2 separate regions of the Mus musculus genome follow, and region 2 is linked to region 1. Evidence: chromatin loops called from intact Hi-C (ENCODE). Cell type or tissue: heart. All regions are shown on one strand. Region 1 holds the start of Dvl2 (dishevelled segment polarity protein 2). Region 2 holds the start of Asgr1 (asialoglycoprotein receptor 1).

Region 1 (4,000 bases):
CTGTAATTCCACAATTTGGGAGGTGGAGATGGGAAGTTTAGGGGCCAAATCTGGCTTGGGCACTGTCTAATGCCCCTCAGACATCTCTGAAGACTATTTCGGCTTTCTCATCCCAAGTACAGTCTAGTAGGAGTACTGCCCTAAGGGTCCCAGGTTACAATTCTCACTCATCAGCCCATATCCCCGCCCCTCTTATAGTTGCTATTGAGGTGCCTTGAACCTCAGATGGGTAAGGCAAAGTGGGGGCCAGTTGCCAGCATTCCAAGAGTAGAAGCTTGCTAAGGTACTTGGGAGGGGGGGGGGCGGGTTGTACACGTTTGGGGGCGGAGTCGTCTAGGGCTGAAGACCGTTGCTCAAGGCAGTGGTCACGTGAGTGTCTAGGTGGAGCTTGTAGTAACGTGACTCAAGGAAGTCACGTGAAGCACAGTCGGCTGCGCAAAGTGGGCGGGCTTGGGTCACGTGGCATGGGGAGAGGTGGGCGGGGACCTCGGTGCTGCTCGCGACGTCCGTGGAGCTAGTGGCCCTCGACTGTGCGGTCTAGGTTTTGAGTCTCGCCACACAGCTCTTCCCGATCAGCCCGCTGGTCCCCGCCATCCTCCTTGGGCACGTCTTCCGCACTGGCCCTGCGCTGTTGGCGCTAGCGCGTCAGTTTGCGGGTGTGCGCAGGCGCGGCGGGGGCGCTTAGTCCTGTTGGGTGGGCGGCTGAGCCCGGGAGCGCGCGAGCGAGACCATGGCGGGCAGCAGCGCGGGGGGCGGTGGTGTAGGCGAGACGAAGGTGATTTACCATCTGGATGAAGAAGAGACTCCTTACCTGGTGAAGATCCCTGTCCCGGCGGAGCGCATCACGCTCGGCGATTTCAAGAGCGTTTTGCAGCGGCCCGCGGGCGCCAAGTACTTTTTCAAGTCCATGGATCAGGATTTTGGGTAAGCGCGAGGCCTAGACTGGGAAGGACGGTGGGTATGCTAGAGTGGATTGGGCGATATTGAGGGAGACCGGTCTACCTTGGACTGTTTCTGGCCTGTAGTGGAGCATAGCATATTGTACTGTGCTAAGGTAGAAAGCCCATCCCAAGACGGACAAGGTTATATTTGGACACATAGAAGAAAGGGCTGGATGGCGAGAAAATTAGGTTGGAGGAATGGGGAACACTGGTTTGTTTGGCCATTCTCTCTCCATGATTTTAGCCAAAAGGCAAAGAAGTGATGCTTGAGGTTATGCTAGGCTGTGCGGAGATTAGAGCCATCTATCTTTTGGTGAGCTGGGATGCTCGCTCTCAGACGTCTGCACGCGAGTTAGATAGAGATAGTCTGTAATTTTGTTTGCCTGTTTTGATTTGTTCTTTTGTTTGGAGGTAGGGCTTTATTCCTTGTATCCTAGGCTGGCTTCGAACCCATGGAGTTCCTGCCTTAGCCCCCAGAGCTGAAATAAACAGGTGTGAGCCAATATGCTGGGCATGCAGTGTTTTTATGTAGACCGGGCTATAGTGAGACAATTAGGCTATTCTGGCTTATTAATCAGGTTCCATAGTATTATTTTGGGATGGTAGAGTCTGTAATATTGCAGCGAGATCTATTGGGATATATTAGGCTGTTTTGAAGTAGACTTTCCTGGCAAAGCATGTACCATTCTGAACTTTTCTGAGTTCTTATTTCCTCTTAGGGCCAGAACCTCCTCTCCCCGCTACCCCGATACCCCCTGGGGGCTGAAGAGAGTTGGAGGATTTTTTTGCTTTTTTTTTTTTTTTAAAGATATTTTATGTGTTGGGCAGTGGTGGTGCACATCTTTAATCTGAGCACTTGGGAGACAGAGGCAGGCAGTTTTCTGAGTTCAAGGCTAGCCTGGTCTACAGAGCCAGTGCCAGGACAGCTAGGGCTGCACAGAGAAACCTTGTCATAAAACAAACAAAAGCTACTTTATGTGTTTGGGTGTTCTGCATGCATAGTGTGTACCACAAGCATGCAGTGCCCAATGAATCCAGTAGATGGCATGGGATCTCCTAGAACTGGAGTTAGCATCTGCCAGCCACTATGTGTGTGCTGGGACTTGAACTCCAGTCTTCTCCAGAGCCAGTCAGTCTGCTGCTGAGCCAAGAACTTCCTTCTGTTACTGAAGCTACCTAGAACACAATATAGAACAGGCTTGCCTTGAACTTGTAGCAGCCCTGCCTCTACACCTGCATCCATAGTGCTGGAACTAGATAACGTGTGGCAGTCAGGATGCCTGGCCCAGACCTGGGCTTTTTACAAGTTACAAGACAGGGACAAGTGGGAACAAATGGGGTAGTGGTACTGCTACATCATAGCAGAATGGGGTACTGTAATCAGTATGGTGCAAAGGGCTGCTTGTGTGGGGACGCTGGGGGCTATGGAGTTCTGGGGTGATTTGTGACATGCTGGGTGACCCTGTGCTGGACTGAGACTATAATTTAAGGCAGTTTCTTGTTGTTGTAGAGATTGGGACTGAGCCTTCTGTGTCCCCAAGCTCAGACTGTGTTAGGCTATGATGTCCTGAGTTGACAAGCAGGGATAGCAGGGTCCTGGGGACAGGAAGGTGACCTACCACCTGGGTTGGGGAGAGACTTCTTACCTGTGAAAGTCCCTGTGGTGGGAGCACATCCCCCTCGGCTCCCTGAACAGGCTGGACCCTTGTTAACAGTTGTTCGATGTGGAGAAGGTGATGCTGCCTAGGGAGTTGGTCTTGGGTTTATATCAAGGTTGTTCTTTTTGCATTATAATTTTGGGCAATTTATTTAGCTTTTGTGCTTTGATTTCTTCATCTGTGGCATGGTGATAATCATAGTGTAAAATGCTTAATTTCGGTGCATGGCACATGGTACATTCTTGGTGACTGGTAATTTTCATTTAGTATGGAAGCTAACTAGTTCATAGACTACATTACACGATACAGAACTGCTTGCTTTGGAGGAGACTGGGCCATGTCCGGTGGGGTTCTGTTGGGAAGAGTTGGTTAATGTTGAGTAGCTCGTGTGCCGTCTTGATAGCAAATGTATTCGTGAGGCCTATCCCCAAGCCCCCAGAGTACGTTAGGCTAGAACTAATCACACAGACAAATCTGTGCACACAGTGTGCCTGCTTGGTGCCTGGAAAGCTTGGCTGAGACAAGTCAGATCCCTTGGGACTCGAACTATGGATAGTTGTGAGCCACTAGGTGGATTCTGGGAACTAAACCTGGGTCTTCTGCGAGAACGAGTGTTCTGAACCACTGAGCCAATTCTTTAGCCCCCATCCCCACCCCGAAGAAGCTCTGATTTGAGGGTGAGGGTGTTATGTGTGGGAAAGAATGGCTCATGGCTCATAGTTTGTCTACATGGATTTGCTTACAAAGGTGAGGGCTTGTGCCACACACCCAGGACATGTGTTGAATCTAATAGGTACTAATGATTTCTTGTGGGTATGAGAAGGAAGGAACAGGTCTAGTCCACTACAGGAACCTGTGGGAGGCTGGGCTTTGGGATTTTTCAGACCGAGCAGATTGCTTAGTGAGGTGAGGTGGCCCGGAATTGGGAAGCCCAGCTTCCTCGCTCCATGGGAGCGTTCCACACGTGGACTGTTATTGTTGCATGTAAGGGTGATTTTTTACCCAGAAAAGCCACACATTTGGGTGGCTCTGCTTGTGAATTAGAGAGAACTCAAAGGCAGCAGGTTCCGTGAGGACCAGAGGCTTTTATGGGACAGATGTGTAGGACAGAGATGGTTAGGCGGCCAGCCAGGCTCTTAAATTAGATATTTGGAGCAGTTGTGGGAACTGTCCCAAAGGGACTTTGGAGTGGTACTTTGAGGTTTGGATCAAATGGGAAGAAGTCTTTGGAGTGGCATTGTGCCTCTAAGGATGAGTTGGGGTAGTGGTAAATGAGAGAGTCTAGAATTTTTATTTATTTATTTGTGTATAAAAGCAAGTTACTTCACTGTGAAAGCAGAGGAGCTGGGCATGGTGATGCATGCTGGCTGAGTGGCATAGCCAAGTTTGGTGACATATGCC
Region 2 (4,000 bases), 51 kb after region 1:
CAGAGCCCCTGGATCTGTTCTGTGTATCCCCATGCCCATTCTGGAGCTGAGAGTTCTAACCTGTGGGGGTTTGAATGAGAGCGGCCTTCCGTAGACTCATAGGTTTGAATGTTTCATCCCTCGTTGGTGGAACAGTTTGGGGAAGAATTAAGAGGTGTGTTATTGTTAGGGGAGGTGTGTCACTCGGGGACAGGCTTTGAGGTCTAAAAAAATCCCACCCAGTCTTGCTCTCTCTGTCTCCTGTTTGTGGATCAGATATGCGCTCCCTCCCAGTTGCTGCTCCAGCATCGCATCTGCCTGCCACCGCCATACTCCCTGCCATGTTGGCCACAGGCTCATCCTCTGAAACTATAAGCAAGCCCCTAACCAAATGCCTTATTTATTTACTTATTTCAACAACTTGCCTTGGCCATAGTGTCTCTTCACTGTACGAGAAAAGTAACCAAGACACAGTCTAACTCTTGCTGGGCTGCTGGTGAGAAGAAACCATTACAGCGCTCAGTACACAGCGCTCGGCATGGGCTCTTGCGGAACTAAGTACAACCGACTCATTGTCTTTAACTTCAACAAACCCTTGAGATGGGCATTAACCCAGCTTCTCAGATGAGCCCAGAATAGTCTAATAACAGGCTTCAGGCTTCTCCCCCACCCCCTTCTGGGCCCCCCATCCTTGGCACCCCTTGTTCATCCTTAGCGTCACACACTCACTCACCTTGGCTCACTCCTCCTCAGCTTTGTAGCTGTCTGGGCCTTTCACAACCTGAAAAATCTTCCTTGTTTCTACTTTCCCCCAAAAGAGACTCATTTCTCTCTTTCTTCTTGGTCTCCTGCAGCTCCAGCTGGCAGCACTGGAGCCCATTCTCTGCCCTCCTCTGGTCAGGGATCTCATCTACGTTTGCTGCTGCTACGAAAAGATACCTGGGAAGACAGAGGAGGAAAGGTTTGCCCTGGCCTAGGGTTTCAGCGGGCTCCACCCATGGTTGCCTGGCTTGGTTGCCTTGAGCCTGTGGCGAGAATGAACATCATGGCACTGTGGGGGGTGGGGGGTGGTAGAGAAGGTTGCTGACTTCAGAGCGGCTAGAGTGCAGAGAGAGAGAGAGAGAGAGAGAGAGAGAGAGAGAGAGAGAGATTTTGAGATTGACAGAGATTGAGACAGACAGACAGTCCCAGGATGAGATATACCCTTCCAAGGCATACTCCTGACCAATCTCATTGCCTCTGGGCCACTTAGCCCCTCCGACCAACCCAATTTCCACACCAAGGCCAGGCCACTATGTCCCTTAGATATCTGGCCTCATCACTGTCTGGCCTGCACCTTCCCCTTCCCTTTGTTGAAATCCTGGGGATTGGGCCCAAGGTTTTGGGCATGCCAGGGAAACTCTCTACCGCCAAGTCATGGCACCTCCAGCCCAACTTGCAACTCTTCATGGCCCTGGAATATAGCCACACAGTCTCTAAATATGTTGATTATGTAGTTCTATCCGTAAGAGATCTCTGAGCCCGTGATATGGGATTACTTGCCCCTCGAAGGTCCCAGGGCTTCTCGCCTCCTGGGACTTACATTGTGTGTGGTTCTTTTCCATGATAAGGAGGGCTGACCTGGGAGACCAGAGGACGGCATGGAAATGATGGGCTGTGTGGTGCTAAGCCCACTGCCGTCATGTCAGGAGGACATTCAAGCAGCCTCGTGGACAGGCCTGTGTGGTGAGGAACAGAGGAGTCTAAGCAGCAACCCACAGTAACTTGCCTGTCCTATGAGTGAGTCACTTTGGCAGTTGATTTTCCAGCCTTAGTCCAGTCTTTCAACAAACACAGCACTGACTGAGATCATGGTTGTGTCCTCAGGAGAGATTATTCTGAGTCAGAACCAATGGTCGAAGCCGCACTTTAACCTTTACAGTGGAGATGGTCTGTGTTTATTGTTTAAGTTGCTAAGTTGTGGGGTACTTACTTTGTGGTAAATGACTGGTACACATATCCAATGGGATATATATATACATATGTATATATACTATGTTATATGTTATATATTATACTTATACATAGTATATGTATAATATATATTATAAAATGTATCTCTCTAAATAGAAATCTATTGAAAAGGGATGAAAAACTACACACACACTCATTCATACATCCACAATCCACACTTAACATTTATTCAAGCATGTGTGTTAACATTAGTCCAGTACTGCTCTCTGATCCATGAGCTTAGGGCATGGCTCTCAGGTATGAACTGTATTTCAAAATGCCTTCTTCCAGGACAATATGCAAATAGAAAGATGCAAAAATCCTGAGTTTACAGCATTTTCCAGTTTTACAAGCTAGGGCTGAGGTCTCTCTAGCACTGAGAGAGCAAGAGGCTCGGTGCCCCCTGCTAGTCCCTACCTCTATGAGTAGAGCTACTATTCAGACTGGATCTGTATCTGTTTGCTTGCCAGAATAAACTAGATTGTAAGTGGCAAAATCAGAGAGTGTTAAATTAATGGCCCAATTTTCACCAAAATCGCTGGCAGCAAGCCCGGTTCATGTAAACATGCGGATTTTTAGGACACAGACAAGCAAGGACGCACAGAGTAGTTGGATTTATGTAAGCGGCACCTTCCTGAATAGCTCACAGGCTCTAGACGGCCACAGAGGCCACTCCTCACTGTGGAGCCTAACAGGAGGAGGATTATATGTTGAATATTGCTCTTGTCCCAAGCCTGAGTTCTGACAGGCCTCTCTGAAGCTCTCAGGACCATGAGGGGCCATGTTTAAGCCTCTCTGGGGATTTGGGGACCTGGTGCGTGGGACAGCTAAGGATCCCATTCTGAGTGAGGTGCTGGAGGCAGCACACAGGTCACTGAGTTGGGCTGCCCGGGTGTTAGTCTGTGCTCTTCTGTGTAGTATGGCTTTGAGAAGCCCTTGTCTTCCAGAGCCTCAGCTTTCTTGCCTGCAGAATGGGTTGTTCTCTGGGGATGAGAAAGGTTGAAGTCCTGGGGCATATGGTAGAATCAGTGATTTCTTGGCCCTGATCCTAGAGGGGAGCTGCTCCTCCTGTTACCACTGCGCTGCTTGGAGGACTACCATAGAGTGAGTCAGTCAGGTTAGGGCTGAGGAGCCTGGAGCTGAGACCCCAGGAATCTACAGCTTGCAATTATAACACTGAGGTCACAGGGCAGGATTGGGCAAGAGCGGGGAATCAGTTGGTGCCTCTGATCCTGGTCAGGGATATTTGGAGATACGGACAATTCTGGGAAATTCAGGACCGAAAGGGGGAGGGCTCTGAGGGCAAGCAGCAAACTGTTCCCTAGCCTTTTAAGGCCTGTCTCACCCACAAAAAGGTAACAAGTATTGAACATGCGGAAGTGCATGCGTAGATGTGTGTGCCTCTGTGTGTGTGTGTGTGTGTGTGTGTGTAGACTCCCCTTTTCTGAGAAATAGAATAGAGGTCACCCATGCCTTCTTTCCTCCCCTATACCTCCCCAGTTCCAAGTCTACTCCTACCTCTGTTTATGGTTCAAAGTCCCGGTGTTGGTGATGCCAGGTTCAGCGTGCTCGGACACACATGGGCCCTGGATGGACCCTGTCCCCTCCCCTCCCATTGCCCAGGGCTCTTCACCTGGTTCTTCAGGCTTCAGCCCCCTCCTTAGCCTGGGCTCTTCGTGGTGCTGAGGGACCTTCAGTAAGTACAGCAGGAGGAGAAGGGATGGGTGACAGCCAAGAGAGAGTGGCTGTATGGGTTCACATGCGCAGTGTGTGTGAATGGGAGAGGAGAGATTTTTCTTAGACAGAATGTAGCCTTGGTTAGTCTGGAATGCACTCTGTAGACCAGGCTGGCCTCGAACCTACAGAGATCCACCAGACTCTGCTTCCTGAATACTGGGATTAAAAGCATGTGTCATCATGTCCAGCTAGAGGATAGATTTTTGGATGTCAGGCTTGGGAGCAGATAGGGTTAGGGGAGACAGAAAGTATGTCCACCTAGTCAGATGTAAAAGGGAACTGGACTTCATCC

Evidence for each region. Hi-C counts contacts between places; a loop is a spot of excess contacts. Peaks named below come from ENCODE experiments on the same cell type or tissue, not always from the same donor. Only the 100,000 strongest peaks of a DNase experiment are listed, where the experiment ranks them.
Region 2: a loop joins it to region 1, with 5 times the contacts of the local background. A loop is called at or near these places in 1 of 42 quality-filtered maps.

Annotation. Positions count from the first base shown.
Region 1 is chr11:70,000,103-70,004,102 of GRCm38, forward strand. It overlaps Dvl2 (dishevelled segment polarity protein 2), which reads left to right and starts at 490. Exons shown (of 15, transcript NM_007888.4): 1 at 490-924. The coding sequence starts at 731. In heart, a CTCF peak has its summit at 1,976 (motif pointing right); DNase peaks (open chromatin) are centred at 429 and 2,569; H3K4me3 peaks cover 2,794 bases; H3K27ac peaks cover 1,550 bases.
Region 2 is chr11:70,050,822-70,054,821 of GRCm38, forward strand. It overlaps Asgr1 (asialoglycoprotein receptor 1), which reads left to right and starts at 3,534. Exons shown (of 9, transcript NM_009714.3): 1 at 3,534-3,667. In heart, no CTCF peak of the experiment used is centred here; no DNase peak of the experiment used is centred here; H3K27me3 peaks cover 2,378 bases.